Regions from separate parts of the Mus musculus genome. Here region 1 is linked to region 2. The links are chromatin loops, found by intact Hi-C in ENCODE. Cell type or tissue: left cerebral cortex. All regions are shown on one strand. Region 1 holds the start of Was (Wiskott-Aldrich syndrome). Region 2 holds the start of Hdac6 (histone deacetylase 6).

Region 1 (2,500 bases), 140 kb before region 2:
CACAGACTTGTGACTACTCTCTGCGTAGCTACCCTGAAGGAGAAGCTCTGCAGATGGCGTAGCTCTCCCTCAGTGTCCGACTAGAGCAAGGCTGATCTAAGCCTGTCAGAAGGAAATGGCCCCGCACAAAAAGGGAGAGGACGTTGGGAAGAAAGAAGAAAGGAAGATGCCCTGAGCTCATTACAAACTTGGATCTAGCCACGCAAATGGAGGAGGGCCCATGCCTGTCCTAGAGAGGAGAACAGGCCCTCTGGGGGGCCCTGGAGGACTTATTTCCCTTGTGGTTTATTGTACTTCCTGTTCCCCTGCTCACTGCGGAAGTTCCTCTTCTTACCCTGCACCCAGAGCTTAGCTGGAGAGGACTAAGGCAGAAGGCAGCATGAATAGTGGCCCTGGCCCTGTAGGAGGCAGGCCTGGGGGCCGAGGGGGACCAGCCGTTCAGCAGAACATTCCTTCCAACCTCCTCCAGGACCATGAAAACCAGAGACTCTTTGAGCTTCTTGGCCGAAAATGCTGGGTGAGTTGGGAGATCTCCTGGTCCTCCCAGTCTCCCTCCCTCTCCTCTTCTTCCTCTCTACTTCTTCTTCCCCGTTCTGCTTCCTCCTCTTACCCATATTTCCCTTCTCCTTGTTCCCATCATCCCTGTATCCCCCTTCTCCCCATCTCCTCTCCTCAGATTCACTCACTCCCCATTATCTTGATGTCTACTCCCCTTCCTCCTGGCTACAGCTCTTTCCCCAAGCTCATGAAAGCCACAGGCAGGCAAGGACCAGGCCTGGTGACCCATGAGCACACTGCACTGACCCCTGCTCTCCCCTCCTAGACACTGGCTACCACAGTTGTTCAGCTCTACCTGGCACTGCCCCCTGGAGCTGAGCACTGGACCATGGAACACTGCGGGGCTGTGTGCTTCGTGAAGGATAACCCTCAGAAGTCCTACTTCATCCGCCTTTATGGCCTACAGGTGACCCCATGCCCCACTGGACAGGAAAGCTAGTTCCCAACTTACAAAACCAGTTTTTGTCCACAGCTCCAAGCCTTCACTCATATCAGTGACCCCCTGAGCTCCAGAACCAAAGACCAATACAGATCCCAAGTTGTGTTTTTCTCATTCTGAGTCTAAGAAGACGGACCTCAGAAGGTTTATATCAAGACTTAGATCTGCTCCACAAATACCTGAGCCTCAGCCTCAAATATGTTCTAAATCATGTTGAATACTCTTAGAACTGGAATCTTAAATTCACAACGTGGAGCCTTCAACTCCTACATATAGGCTTTGGCTCCCAAACCCATATCTCTCATATCGGTGTCTGACTCTCAGACACCTAGAACCCAAACTCTGATAGTGAGCTGAAGCTGAAGAGCTTTAAATAAAACCCCGGGACACCAAACCTGGACACCATGCTCCAGTGGTCTGCCACCCAAGATGCCTGGATTTCAGCATGCACCTCCCCCCACTTTCCAGGCTGGTCGGCTACTCTGGGAACAGGAGCTGTACTCTCAGCTGGTTTATCTCACTCCCACCCCGTTCTTCCACACTTTTGCTGGAGATGTAAGTGAGCAGCTTGTGCATCCTTGCGCTGCAGTTGGGGGGGATGGGGAGGAGATGAGAAAGTCCCGGGGATGTGGGGGGCGTACTAGAAGTTTGCTGACCCCAAGGCATGTATAGGACTGTCAAGTAGGACTGAACTTTGCGGATGAGAGTGAAGCCCAGGCCTTCCGGGCCTTGGTGCAGGAGAAGATACAAAAAAGGAATCAGAGGCAAAGCGGAGGTAAGGAGGCCTTGGTGGGAATTGGGGGGAGGTAGGTTAGACAGAGGTGAGTGCACGGGTGTGAGGCTGGAAAAGCCCCTCTCATGGTTTTGGCTCTCAGTCCACCCTATTTAACCACAGAAAGACGCCAGCTACCACCACCACCAGCACCAATCAATGAGGGTGAGTCCTCTCGTTCAAATAAAGGTTATGAAGAACTAACCCAGAGATGTGGGGGAGCAAGATTAGGGCAGATCTGAACTCATTCCATTTTTCCAGAGAGAAGAGGAGGGCTCCCACCTGTGCCCCCACACCCGGGTGGAGATCATGGGGGTAAGTGGCAATTCTCACATCACTGGAGAGATGGTGGGGGTTAGTAGATGAATGAGTACTTGAGTCTGTCTGTAAATTCATAAAGAGGTGGATGGTGGGTGGACAGATGAGCACGGTGATAGATTGGTGGCAGACATGGCTAAATTGGGAGATGGACTGATGATGGCTTATAGATAAATAGGTACATGAGTATTTGGGTAAATGGATGAAAACTTACTTGCATTTAAGTAATGAATAGGTGGTTCAGAGAATTCATGAATGGGCATGTAAACAGATGAACAGTGGACAAAGAGGGCCGCTGAGATGGAACAGCGCTTGCCACCAAGCCTAGACACCATCGTTCTAGCCCCAGAATCCACATAAAGATAGGAAAGAAACAATTCCACAAAGTTGTCCTCTGACCTCCACACATGTGC
Region 2 (2,500 bases):
GCCAGAAGTTCTAAGCAGCCTGGACATGAAAGCAAGGTCATTTTTAAAAGAAAGGAAGTGTATCATAAAGATTAGATGTGGATGCAAAGCCTAAGCTATTTGCAATCTTAGCTTTTATAAGGTTTACTGAGCCCCGTTGTGCAGGAACCGTCTCTATTGTTCGGCTGGCGGGCATCACCATCCTAGAATGTTTTTAGGTATTATTATTATTTTCTTTAGTGTGTGTAGATTTAGATAGCCCGTGCTGAGAACATGTTCTGTGCTGAGAACATGGAGGACTGAAACTGGCATTTGCAAGAGGTTCAGAGGGTCTGGCTGCTGGAGTATGGAACTGTCAATCTATTTGCTAGTCAGTGATGCAGAACTCCAGATGGATTCTTTCTGGTCTCTGCCAACAGGTCCTTAGGAAACGATGTCCTTGACATGGGGAGATCAGGACAACTCGGCCACCTGTGGGATTTATACTTAGAAGGGATGGCCATCTCAAAGAGTCACAGGGACAATTTTCCTTCCTCGGTCCACCACATGCTGTAAGTTTGATGACTCGGTGGAGGGGGACAGGTAGGCTGAGCTCCCATTCAGGAGACACTGTCCTTCGAAAGTCCATTCTGGCCTTGGTACTAGCATCTCAATTTTCCAGGTAAGGAAACAGGACAGAACTGTGACCTGTCCAAGATCTAAATCTAAGTCCCCGTGTGTGTAGTCTACAGAGCAGCTTTACAATGCAAACTACCTCACGAAAGTCGGGCTTTCTGACATAGTGAGCAGCCCCACCCCTGCCTCACCTCGTAGAGACTCCTTCCAGTCCCCATTTCCGCTGCAGAACATTAATAGCTAACATTTGGGGATGCTTCTTGAATACCATCGCAGTGGCCACCAGCTCAGAAACTTATCAGCATTTACTATCACGCTCATTTTGGCTGCCACCAGCCAAAGTCTATTATTAGCGTTTATCTCCAACTAGTCACCCGCAGGCGCGAGTTACGTCAACGCCAAAAGCAGCTCGGGAATCTAGCTTCTTTGATTTGTTCTCGAATCACTGCACAACACAACTGATGTGGATCCGTAGGTCTCCTAGGATGACTAGCCTGGACTTGAGACTGGCAGCCATAGCCAGTCAGAACGACCGCAGCGGCGAATGCGGGGGTGGGGTGTGCGTGCGTGTGTGTGGGGAGGGGTGGTAGCGCTAGGGGCAGATCCGGGTCTCGAACTAGGGAGTAGCACCCCACGCAGGCGCAGTATGATCAGTTTCCATGGCCAAGCTCGCGAGAGGTGTGGTTTGCGCCTGAAGCGTTGTGGGCGGACTGAATCCATGTTGGGGGCTGGACGTGGGCGGGCAAATGAAAAAGCTCAGCCCAATGGAAAAGAAGGGATCAGGTGCCCGGGGCCACACAGGTCGCCGGGAATTTGGCGGCGTGAGCCTAGGGCGGAGTTTGAAAAGGAGGCAGAGCTCAGTGAGTAGGGACGGAAGGATTGGCCAGCGTCGGTGGCTGGGCGGGAGATGGGCGGAGGCTTGGAAGGGGCTGAGGGAGCCTGGTTAAACGGTAGGCGTCTGGGAAGGGGGTGGGGTCTGAAGGATTCTGATCGAAAGGGGCAGTCCTCGGAGCAGCGGGGCACGGGGAAAGCTCGGGGCGAGATCTGCGCGAGTGGAAGGCGCTGGTTCGGCCCTGCAGGAGGTGGAGTTGAGTGAGTCTTTAAAGGTGCTGCCGAGGCCGCGGCAGCCCGGTCTGGCGGACTAGAAAGGTGGGTGATTTTTCTGGGGAAATAGGCTGAAGCGGGCAGGTTGCAGAAGCCAAGCGTTCCGGGCGCAGATTAGAGGTATGAAAGGATGTGGGAAGTGGATGGGGGGGGGGCGGTGATTGGGTAGGGCAGGCCTAAGAAGAGCCTGATTGAGCCTGGGGTTACCTCGTTTAGTGAATAGGCAAAATGAGGAAAGAGAATCGGATAAAAGCAGCGAGGTCCAGGGGGACCGGACAGGACCAGGTTTCCTCTAGCAGAAGATGGCCTGGGGGGTGGGGGCGGTTTAGAAGGCTCGGGAATGGACCCGGTGAAGGCTGCGATCTAGACTAGGGGGCGGGGCCGAGGAAGGGACAGGGATGTGGGGTCCTCTGGACACTCCAGCTGCCTCACCAACTACACCTTTGCTAGAGCCTTTCCAGGAGCTGAGGCTCTTCAGCCATGACCTCCACCGGCCAAGATTCTTCTACTAGACAGCGAAAGAGTAGGCACAATCCCCAGTCACCCCTTCAGGAATCCAGCGCCACCTTGGTGAGGCCCCAGACCTGCCCTGATGGGGGGGGGGGGTGGAGGGTGAAGCCAGCCAGCCATGTCCAGACTCTGATTTTTCTGTCTGATTGGCAGAAGCGTGGTGGAAAGAAGTGTGCTGTACCCCACTCCAGCCCCAATCTAGCGGAGGTAAAGAAGAAAGGCAAAATGAAGAAGCTGAGCCAACCAGCTGAAGAGGACCTAGTTGTGGGGCTTCAAGGGCTGGTGAGAGAGA

What was found. Hi-C counts contacts between places; a loop is a spot of excess contacts. Peaks named below come from ENCODE experiments on the same cell type or tissue, not always from the same donor. Only the 100,000 strongest peaks of a DNase experiment are listed, where the experiment ranks them.
Region 1: it touches region 2 in a loop (2.3-fold over the local background); 1 of 42 quality-filtered maps calls a loop at or near these places.

The regions. Positions count from the first base shown.
Region 1 is chrX:8,088,308-8,090,807 of GRCm38, reverse strand. It overlaps Was (Wiskott-Aldrich syndrome), which reads left to right and starts at 317. Exons shown (of 12, transcript NM_009515.2): 1 at 317-517; 2 at 824-964; 3 at 1,466-1,552; 4 at 1,670-1,772; 5 at 1,893-1,934; 6 at 2,031-2,084. The coding sequence starts at 380. In left cerebral cortex, no CTCF peak of the experiment used is centred here; DNase peaks (open chromatin) are centred at 303 and 1,495.
Region 2 is chrX:7,946,893-7,949,392 of GRCm38, reverse strand. Hdac6 (histone deacetylase 6) reads left to right here and starts at 1,504. Exons shown (of 29, transcript NM_001130416.1): 1 at 1,504-1,743; 2 at 2,149-2,268; 3 at 2,362-2,490. The coding sequence starts at 2,179. It overlaps Gm39488 (a long non-coding RNA gene), which reads right to left and starts at 1,248. Exons shown (of 4, transcript XR_878039.3): 1 at 786-1,248. In left cerebral cortex, no CTCF peak of the experiment used is centred here; a DNase peak (open chromatin) is centred at 1,369; H3K4me3 peaks cover 1,676 bases; H3K27ac peaks cover 468 bases.